2 separate regions of the Homo sapiens genome follow, and region 2 is linked to region 1. A link is an interaction called in ENCODE POLR2A ChIA-PET data of the cell type or tissue named here. Cell type or tissue: K562. All regions are shown on one strand. Links, peaks and the distances in the headings refer to the core of each region. The heading gives the core; the rest is flanking DNA. Region 1 holds the start of EPHA10 (EPH receptor A10). Region 2 overlaps LOC105378657 (a long non-coding RNA gene).

Region 1 (5,323 bases), core at 324-5,323:
ACCTAACCCCTTCCATTAGTTAACTGGCCCCCAGCACTTAAAGGTCGAGATAAACAATGGGTTGGTTTCCTTCTAAGGCCCTCCGGAATTTCTTTACTGAGCTTTCAGTTCTGCGGCTTCCTGGTAGAGTGGGGTCCGCCTTAGAGCAACTCTTATTAACATCCAGCTGATTTGCATATATCTGCATTCACTGGGGCTTCTCCATTCTGGTTTTATTGTAAATGAATTGCTCAGAGGAAGAAAGGGAAGGATTATTTCACTCCTTTTTTTTCCTCTTCTTTCCCCCTATTCCTAGGGTCTCTGTCTGGAAATTTCCCCCAGATGCGTGAAGGTGTGTGTGGTGGAAGAGGGTAGAAACCAGACTCCAACAGTCAGGTATTTGCCAGAGCATCCTATGTAGATTTCCCCAGATAATTTCCCCCATCTGTTTGGTTTCTGAAAGATCCTTGTCAGGTTCAGAGGAAGTCTGTATTTTGTTTTAGCACCGAGGGTCAGAACCTCTGGGCTGAAGTCCCTGGAGCTTCAGTAAGAAGCCATGATTGGTGCCTTAGAGCCTGCTAAGGGGATGGAACCCGGTTTTAAAGAGGAGTGAGGGGTGGTGGAGTGAGGACTCATTTTGAAATGAAAGGAGTCCTGGGTCTCTAAGCAGCTTCTAAAAATACCATCTCCCAGAGGTGGAGGCAGGGGGAGGGGAGAAATCGAGCGTGAGGAGAATGAAGATGGAAAGGAGGTGGCAGTGTGAGAACCCTTCCTCAGGTAGGTCTGGTTTTAGAAGTCCCGCCTGCATCCAAGGACTGGAGGGATGCCACACCTCCTTCTGCTTCCTCAGGGGGCTTGTCTCCTGTGGTGTCCAAGCCACAGCCTCTCCTGATGACCTTTCTTTCTGCAGGTAAAGAAGACCAATTCCTCCCACCTACTCCTCCTATTGCTACTGTCCAGCAAGTATGTCTGAGTGGGCACGTGTGCATTTACTCGCACATATACACAAGCACACACGCAGAAATGGCACATGAAAGCGGGTTGTAAATGGCCAGTGATCTACGATGCCAGGAATCCTCCTTACACTCGGCGTTCAAAGAGGTATGGACTCTGGCAGAGACAGCGTGGTTCACCAGGGCATCCGCAGCACAGAGCATGGCGCCCAGTGAGGGCTGGGTAGAGGGGTGAGGGATACATATATGCAAAAGCACAGACACTCAGACCGCAGGGGCCAAGTAGTCACAGGACTCACACTCACTCTCGAGGTTTCTCAGGCTATATTCGCTTCCAAATAGAGAGGGGGTGGGTCCCCCAAGAAAAGAGCTCGGAAAAGCCACGAGGTGGGTGGAGCTTTCTCCCCTCAAGTTCAGCCCAGATGGTGGCGCTCAGTAGCCGCCTCCCTCGTCCTGGAGGGCCCCAACCCTTCCCACCACCAAAGTGTTAAACCCTCAGCTTGCACATAAATGACCTTCACTAGACAGAGGTCTTGTTCCACGTTTTCTTGCGGCTTCTTCAGCGCCGGCTGAACTCTGCCAGGATTGCTCCGCCTCTCTCGCAGATGTCTCCGATTCCTGGCCTCTGTGCTGTTCACCAGTCCCCTGGGGTGGGCGGAGTGGGGTGATCAAAGAGGGGAACCCCCGACTCTGAGCAGACTGAGGGCATGGGTGGTTGTGAGGTGTGCTGCTTGTATCTTGACAGCAGGAGCAAGAACCTGAGGAACCGATCGTTCATGCAAAACCGCCACCGCCCCCATCCCAGCGTCCACATGGTTTCCCAGCCTCGGAAGCGCGTTGGTAGGGCAGGACCCCGTCCCTCACTTTGCTCTCCTTTCCCGAGCAGCTCCCGGGATCGTTCGGCCCCTCCTTCCTGCCGCTGTGTGTGTGTGTGTGTGTGTGTGTGTGTGTGTGTGTGTGTGTGTGTGATGAGGGCGGGAAGAGAAAGGGGGGGATGAGCTAGGAGACACCGGGAGCCTCAGACACAGGAACAGACCTAGGGCAGGGAGACAGGAGAGCTCCCCAGAGCTTGGGGTCAGGACATAAAGCTTCAAAACCCCGCAAGTCCTGGGAACAAGGGAGCTTTCAGACTAGCTCAGAGGCTGCAAGTGTTGCTGCCTCCCCGAGGGTCGCCCCTCCTTAAGCCAAGCCCACCTTGCCTGCCTACTTCTCAGGAATGAGGAGCTAAGGTTTAGCGCTCTGGGCCACCGATGCCAGCTCATTCCCCTCTCGCAGAAGCCCTGCCAGCTCCCACAGCTGCCCCACCCCCCACGGTTTGGAGATCTGCAGGACCCCTTCCTTTCCCCACCAGTTGGGTGTTCCGCCCCTGGCCTATGAAACTCCACCTTCCCACCCTCTGCTGGCGGGGATTGGTTGGCATCCCGCGGCGGTGCCTAGTGATTGGTTCCCATGGATGATGGTGAGCGGTGAGACTCCGCCCCCCGCTGGCTCTGGGGTCTGGGGGCATTGCTCAGCGGTGCTAGGCTGGCGCGGCTTGAGCCGCCGCCGGACTGACAGCTCGGTCTGCGGACCATGGAGACCTGCGCCGGTCCACACCCGCTGCGCCTCTTCCTCTGCCGGATGCAGCTCTGTCTCGCGCTGCTTTTGGGACCCTGGCGGCCTGGGACCGCCGAGGAAGGTGAGAAGACTGGTGAGCTCTGCTCGGAGCGTGGCATACCAAAAGATAGGGGGCTGGCGATGGGGGTTCTGGGGGAAGGAGTCATTGGAGAGACTAGAGTCTGTATTGGGGCTTGAAGCAAGCAGGCAGCAAAGAACTGGAGAGACAGAGAAAAATGTGATCAAGCAGTAGCGAAGAGAGGGGCGCTGAGGAGCTTGGGGGCTGGAGACCCGGGAGGTTGGGAAAGAAAGAGGCCAGGAACCGCGGGAGCCAGAGGCGGCGGTCCAGCGGCCGGTGAGACGGACAAGCTGAGTGATTGGAGGTGGGAGGTGCGGGGGCGGGGAGATGAAGAGTGGAGACAGGGAGATGCGGAGGTGAGCTCGGAATATGGGGAGACGGGATGGAGCCCGGACTACAGGGGCTAGGAGACCACAGTGTGGCCAACAGAAGGTGGAATGCTGGTCGAGGGGGCTGGATCCGGGCGCTGCCCGACGTGCTGATCATGGAACTGTCCGCAGTGCTGAATTCTGAGCGTAGTCTGCCGGGCGCGCTCCGCGTTGCCGGGTTTGAGGCTGTCGGCGATACTGGAGCCCGCGTCTTGCCTCTGATTGTGCATTTAGGGGAGCTATACGCTCAGTTGAATCCAGAGGCGTCATATCTAGGTGCAGAATCCGGAGGAGCTGGAATCTGAGGCGTTGACCGCGGGGTTGGTCTGGGCCCTGGATGGCTGATGCCTTCCAGTTCGCGATTCCGATGTGCTGTCAGTTGCGCGGATCTCGGAAAGCCGTCGGCGGTCCTGCCCACAGTCGCTGACGCCTCTGGAGAGGCCCTCACCTTGGTGGCCCACCCCCTGGTTTAAGCTCCAGAGGGTAATCTCCCAAGACTCCGGGGTGTCCTGACCTCCTGTCTCTGGTCTGCGGACTCTGCTGTCCAAACCATTTTCTGTGATCCATGCTGAGAGGTTGCAGGCTGCTGATCCGATGCCTCCTGGGGGAATAAAGGGACTTCAAGCTTCTCTGGTAGGAAGGGTCATAGATGTATACATAAAAGAACCCCAGACATTCTTTCAAAAGCAGTGGAAGTGACAGCCCCTGGGAAAAGGGCTGGCTGAGGAGAAGAGAGATTTTATTTCTCCAGTTGTTAGCAGTATCTCTCCACATTGTTTTCTCAGAGGCCCGGGAGTCAGTCTAAAAATGTTCAAGTCTTCATGCCTGGGGACCACCGACCTCAGAAAAGCCCCTGAGTAGGAGTGGATTGGGGGGTATATACAGGAATCCCCTGATACATTCACTACTCACTTTCTCTCTCTCTCTCTCTCTAATTGACTCTTAGCTATAATTTTGGGAACCTAAGAAGGCTGGGGAGAGTCACTGACTCCCACCCCCAATCTGAGAGCCAACCTTAGAGTATTTGCCATGGACCCTGTAGAAGGCTGAATGATGACCCCCACCCCCAATATGTCAATGTCCTAATCCCTAGAACCGTGAATGTTAGCTTAATTGACAAAAAGGACTTTGCATATGTGATTAGTGATCTTTTGAGATGGAGAGGTTGTTTTAGATTATCTGGATGGGCCCAATAATCACAATGGTCCTTGTATGAGGGGTGCAGGAGGAGCCAGAGTCAGAGGAGGAGGCAGTGTGATGACTGAGGCAGAGATTAAAGTGATGTGATTTGAAGATGGAGGAGGGGACCACAAGCTAGGGACTACAGGCGGCCACCAGACGCTGAAGATGGTAAGGACATGAGTTCTCCCCTCAGAGCCTCCAAAAGAAAACAGTCCTGCTGACACCTTGACTCTAGACCAGTGAAAGTGGCTTTGGGCTTCTGACCTCCAGAACTGTAACAGAAAAATATTGTGTTGTTTTAAGCCACTAAATTTGTGGTAATATGTTACAGCAGCCCCAGGAACTGAATACAAGCTCCTTCCCTACTGACTGTGGCTACCTCTCTCTGGATTTGAGCTATTCACACCCCTCCTGGGGATGTATGGAGTGGGAAAAACTTGCCCATATCATTTGTCACATATTGCATTCTCTCAGCAAATTTACAGGGACTTCACCAAAGGATTCCACTCTCTTGCTAAACTGACCTTCTCGATTTCTGATATTTCTGTCTTCCCCTCTCCTTAGTTATCCTCCTGGATTCCAAAGCCTCCCAGGCCGAGCTGGGCTGGACTGCACTGCCAAGTAATGGGGTAAGTGCACAAGTGTCCCTCCCTGTCCCAGGGATCCTCTGGTGGTCCAGGACACAGTCTCCTCAGCTCCTCATGTTTACATCAGACAAAAGTGCTCCTCAGAGTGTGTGGTCTCCAGCAGCCCTGGCTTCAAGCCAGAGTGGCCTGTTAGAAAACATTGAGTCTTCAGCCAGTTAGACAGTCAAAAAAAAAAAAAAAAGTGAATAAGTGAGGAGAGAACTGGCTGTCTAGGAACAGAAATGTGGCATCTGGATGGAGCTAATACAGGACAGTGGCTTGCACATAGTAGTAGATCCTCCAAGCAATGTTGTTGATTGATTGACACAGCAAGCAAGACTGGGAGTCCTAAAAGAGGCTTGGAGACTTGGGGTAGGGGAGGATGATGTGGGCTGTAACAGCAGCTTGGTGGAGTGCAAAGGGCACTGGTCAGAGAGTCAGGAAACTACAGGCACCATTCCTAGCTCCACCACTAACTTGATGTGCATACCTGGTCAGATCGCTCTCCCTCTGGAGCCTCAGTTTCCCCATCTATAAAAA
Region 2 (5,371 bases), core at 127-5,126, 690 kb before region 1:
CCAGCATTTGAAGGCCTGTCACATTAAGAGCATTAATGCTAACCAGCATTGGCCAAGAGAGGACTGTAGGACTAGTTAAAGATAAGACTCACTCTTTCCTTATAATCCCTACTTCTCTTGCCTCTATTCTAGAGTAGCCAAGAACAGCAGTGGGATGAGGATAAAAAAGGGAAAAGCAAGGAAAGAGTAGGCCACACCCCCTTCTCTATGTCCAGTAAGCCACACCCCCTTCTCTATGTCCAGTAGGCCACACTCCCTTCTCTGTCAGTAGGCGACACCCCGTTCTCTATGTCCCGTAGGCCACATCCTCTTCTCTATGTCAGTAGGCCACATCCCTTTCTCCTTGTCCAGTAGACCACATCCCTTTCTCCTTGTCCAATAGACCACATCCCTTTCTCCTTGTCCAATAGGCCACGCCCCCTTTCCTTGTCCAGTAGGCCATGCCCCCTTCTCCTTGTCCAGTAGGCCATGCCCTCTTCTCCTGGTCCAGTAGGCCACGCCTCCTTCTCCTGGTCCAGTAGGCCACACCCCCTTCTCAGCCCCAGGGATGAGTCCTGAGCCTGGCAAAGTGAAGTGGCTTTGAATCATATGCAAGACAGAAGTTTCAATTTGGGCAATTTTTATTTGGATACTTTGGCCTTTTTAATACATGGAAGTAAGTTTTAACTACCTCAACAGAGAACATTCTCATGACTGCAAGTGAGAAGAAAGCTCTGAGTTCTCCCCAAGATGGCATGGCGGGGCAGGGAGGAGCATGTTTGAAGGCAGTGGTTGTTTCCCATTTATAAGCCATCAAGCTCAGACCATGCAACATGCAGTTTTCATAACGAATTCTCTGGTTCAGTCTGCCACCATAGATGTCTTTGGTTTAGCACTGGAAATGAAAAGGTGAAAAACACTAGATTCGCACCTTATGCTGAGCAAATATTGTCTTGAGGATGCAGACCACATTTTCTTGGCCCCCAGTCAACCTTCCCTGCTCCTCGGGGTTGGAAGCCTGTGTTCTGGCTCTCATGTCCATCATGTGCCATCCCTATCCCAGCACTTCCCTGTTGGATTGAACCCGCGTGTCTGCTCTGTCCTCCTCTGGACAGCGTGTCTCCAAATCATCCCCATCACAGCACTTCCTTGGTGGATTGCACTTGTGTGTCTGCTCTGTCCTACTCTGGACACTGTGCCTCCAAAAGCAGAGGCTGTATCTGTAATGCTCGGTCTACAGTAGCCCTCGACGCATGCAGTTGATGAATATGTGTCTGCCGCTGATCTTACCTTCTTCTTGGTCTAGAGTTGGGGACCTCTGTTTTCTCATCTGTAAAATGGTGTATCCGGCTGGCTGATTTTAAGGGCCCTTCTAGGTCCAGAAACCTTGGACTAACAGCATGGGGTTCTCTGGTCATTCCCACCCTGGGAAACATTCTGACAACCAGTTGTTTGCTGAGTGTTCAGGGCTGGATTATCTTGAGGGAAAGGCCTGAGACAGTAGCAAGGACAACTCACCTTTGTGCCGGCCACATATTGTGAAATCTGTTTTGTCTTGGAATACAGCAGGGCATATGCTGGGTCACCGTAGAGGGACTGGCAGATGGAGAAGGGCAAGGAGGGAGAACCTGAGTAGCCACCCCTCCCCTTCACCCTGCCTGATACACTCTGCAGGTGGAAGAGAGGGCTATGGCAGCTGTCAAAGTCTCAGCCTCTGATCTGAATTAACCTGGGACCACAGTCCCTGGGAGACAGAGTAGCGTGGTAAAAACAAGCTGGACTCGGCCGGGCGCGGTGGCTCACGCCTGTGATCACAGCACTTTGGGAGGCCGAGGTGAGTGATCACAAGGTCAGGAGTTCGAGAAGAGCCTGGCCAATATGGTGAAACCCCGTCTCTACTAAAAATACAAAAATTATCCAGCGTGGTGGCGGGCGCCTGTAGTCCCAGCTACTTGGAGGCTGAGACAGAATTGCTTGAACCCAGTAGGCGGAGGTTGCAGTGAGCCAAGATCGCACCATTGCACCCAGCCTTGGTAACAGAGAGAGACTCCATCTCAAAAAACAATAACAAAGCAACACGCACAAAAAAACAAGCTGGACTCCAGTCTAAGAGTTTTGTGGTAGTAGATAGGACTCCAGAAAAACAAACAAACAAAAAAAACCCCGAAAGCCGAGGGAGCAGGGCATCAGCTCAGCCAGAAACTGGGAAACAAAGTCAAGGTCTGACTAACATGGCGATGTTGGTGCTGCATCACAAAGAATTCCATCTAGCCAAGAATTGGCTAGAGTTGAAGTTCCTCCTCCCTGAGGTCAGGATGAGACCTCCTAAAGGGGGGCAGAGATGCCGAGGGCACACTGAGGGTTAGCAGGGTCCTAAAAGTACATGGAAGGATCAGGAATCAGGCTTGACAACCCCCAGCCCCACCCGCTTTCCAGACTTCCCTGTGCTCCTTGTGCGTGCTTCACTTGTAAAGGGGAAGCACTGTGATTTGTATGTTTTGCCCACAGAAGTACAGAGCTCATGTCATACAAGGGGAATAGGCAGTGATTGCCGTAGCATTGGATCTGAAATTTTTCCAGGATGTAGGGGTTGCTTGCTCAGTGAGTCTGTAAGGGCTTCATGAAGTCAGGGAGGGGCCAGATAGAGGGTTTTCGTGAGCCTCTAAACCACTGGATCCCCCTATCCTCTCTCTAATCCTCTCTACACACACTCTCTCTCACACAAATATACCAATCTTCTTGATAGAAACACACTGAATTTGTAGGATTACATATGGAATTTATAGGAAATTTTAGATGTAATTTATATAATTACAGTCATGGAAGCTGATCATTTCAGAGTGCAAGGACCTCCTGTCTCCTCTCCTTGCACACAGTCAGGATATTTACAACCAGCACCGTCTCTAGGGCCCCTGCCTGGGGGAGGGGAGCATTTCACCATGAATAGAGGAGTGTGTGGATTGGCATGGGAGAGCTCTCAGCCTGAAAGGATGGAGGATGACTAGGGAGGAGAGGGAAGGGTGAAAGAGTAGAGCTGCCATTCCCACCTCAGCTGTCAACTTGGGACTGTGTGACTCTCTTGAAGTGTGACTTTGCAGAGAAATTCAGACCCCCGCCAGCGGGACAGCTGGCTCCAGTCCTTCCCACACAGTGATGACTCAGGCAGGCTGGCCTCTCTGGAGGCAGCTTTTTCATAGCTTGCTAAAAGAATGTTGTGTCCTAGTCTGATTTCTTTGGGGTCTAACCAAGGTCCTCTTAGGAATGCACCAGTGATTCTAATTCAGGTTTCCTTGGGGTGTCTCTGTTTATCCTGGTGACAGGAGGTGGCTGTTTCAGCAAAAAAAAAAAAAAAAAAAAAAAAAATCCCAGTGACTAGGCTGGGCCAGCACATGGGAGAAATATTCTACTTTCCAACAAAAGGAGCCTCTGAAGCATCTTAGTGCTTTTAAATTATAGAATTAAGCAAATTTATGGCAGAAAAATAAACATTAAACTTAGCTTTATTTTTGGTCTGTTTTGTTTGCAAGGAATAACCCCTGTCAAACCATCAGAAAGAAGCACGGGGAGCATTGGAAGGAGACCCTCAGCGGTACCTGGGGATTCAAAAGTAGGGCTCTCCTAGGGACCCGTGGCTGACAGCTCAGCTTCCCTGAGGCCGGAGCTGCAGGGAGTTTTAAGTTGAAGGGAGATCTGGGGGCCTCAGAGGCAGCTGTCCGTGGGCCTTCTCTACTGTACTATTGTGGCCCAGGGTTGTGGCTTGAATTGTGTTTCCAGAAAGATATGTTGAAGTCCTTACTCTCAGTACCTATGAATATCAACTTATTCAGACATAGGGTCTTGGCAGAGTTAATCAATCTAAAATGAGGTCATACTGCATTTGCGTGGCCCCTAAATCCTATCACTGGTGTCCTTATATGAAAAGACACAGAGGGAAGATGGTCACATGAGGCTGGAGGCAGGTAATGGAATGATGCTGTCACAAGCCAAGGAACACCAAGCATTGCCAGCAGACTCCAGAGGCCAGGAGGCAAGGAAAGCGTCTTCCCTAGGGCCTTCAGAGGGAGCACAGCCCCACTGCACCTTGGTTTTGAACTTCCAGCCTCCAGAACTATGAGAGAAGATGTTTGTCTTGTTCTAAGGCACCCAATGTGTGCTCATGTGTCCTGGCTGCCCCAGGAAGTGAACACACCCAGCTGTGCACCATGTTCCTGCTAGCAATGGCAGCCTCTCTCTTTGTTTCTTGTTCAAATTCTTTTTTTTTCTTTTCCCCCAAGATGGAATTTCACTCTGCCACCTAGGCCAGAGTGTAGTGGCACGATCTCGGCTCACTGCAGCCTCTGCCTCCTGGGTTCTAGCAATTCTCCTGCCTCAGCCTCCCAAGTAGCTGGGACTACAGGTGCCCACCACCATGCCCAGCTAATTTTGTGTATTTTTAATAGAGACAGGGTTTCACCGTGTTAGCCAGGATGGTCTTGAACTCCTGATTTCACGTGATTGGCTGGCCTCAGCCTCTCAAAGTGCTGGGATTACAGGCGTGAGCCACCACGCCCAGCCCTGTTCAAATTCTTGATACAGAGGGGATCTGGTCCTGGTCATCTTTTGTGGCTGACCTGTGGACCAGCTGCCCTTGATGGTTCAGGGGCTGCCTTAGGCCAATTGGCTGTAACGGAATGTGGTGGGGTCACTTGGCACAAAGCAAGACTTCTTGAGCTCAAAAGGCCGGCAGAGGTCAAGCATCCTAAACATGTCCAGCAGACCCAGGCACCTTGGTCCGGGCCCACTGGGAGGTTTTGTGGAGCTGTGATCCTCCTGTAGAGTTCTTTCATATTCTTCCCTTTCCCCTCTCCACGCATCCACCTAGCTCCTACTTTTGACTGCTAATGAATGGCTAAAGAAAAAAAGTAGGTCCTTTTTTTTTTTTCTTTTTTTAAATGGACGTTCTGTAGAAAGTACAGGCACTTAAGTCCTGGATTAAGATTCACGAGTCCTGAGTTGAAAGCTAGGTTTTTGTTACTTACCAGCTATGTGACCATGACACTGGGCAGACCTTTTCACTTCTCTGAGCTTCGGATCCCTAGCTGTGAAATGGAGCCAATGTCACTGGCCTGCTAAGAATGTGATCAAATAAGAAAATGGATGTGAATATTCTTTGATCTTGTTAAAGCTCCAAGTCCACAGGGAATGCTTTAGGCAAGAAGCCGCCCCCCAGTTAGGGTGGGCTCCATGCAGAAGCTGGGCTGTGGAAACTGAGGGGCAGGCTCAGGGACAGAGTGCCTGCTGGCTGCCTGCTTTTCCTTTGTCTTTTTCGATAATGCTAATTTGGTTACTCTTAGTAACAGCTATTCCCCATTACTATTACTCATTCTGGGCTCTGAATCATTCTGATGGATAC

Evidence for each region. Peaks named below come from ENCODE experiments on the same cell type or tissue, not always from the same donor. Only the 100,000 strongest peaks of a DNase experiment are listed, where the experiment ranks them.
Region 2: POLR2A ChIA-PET joins it to region 1 with 6 read pairs; 1 of 35 experiments calls an interaction of 5 or more read pairs at or near these places.

The regions. Positions count from the first base shown.
Region 1 is chr1:37,762,248-37,767,570 of GRCh38, reverse strand. It overlaps EPHA10 (EPH receptor A10), which reads left to right and starts at 2,451. Exons shown (of 17, transcript NM_001099439.2): 1 at 2,451-2,610; 2 at 4,722-4,786. The coding sequence starts at 2,505. It overlaps LOC105378650 (a long non-coding RNA gene), which reads left to right and starts at 255. Exons shown (of 3, transcript XR_947192.2): 1 at 255-375; 2 at 890-1,080; 3 at 1,678-1,842. In K562, for the core only: a CTCF peak has its summit at 1,354 (motif pointing right); DNase peaks (open chromatin) are centred at 1,360, 2,350 and 3,070; H3K27me3 peaks cover 3,156 bases.
Region 2 is chr1:38,449,494-38,454,864 of GRCh38, reverse strand. All of the region lies in intron 2 of LOC105378657 (a long non-coding RNA gene), which reads left to right. Among named protein-coding and RNA genes, the nearest start is that of LINC01685, 23 kb to the left of the region's middle. RefSeq lists an enhancer at 1,817-2,318. In K562, for the core only: no CTCF peak of the experiment used is centred there; DNase peaks (open chromatin) are centred at 494 and 3,104; H3K27me3 peaks cover 3,674 bases.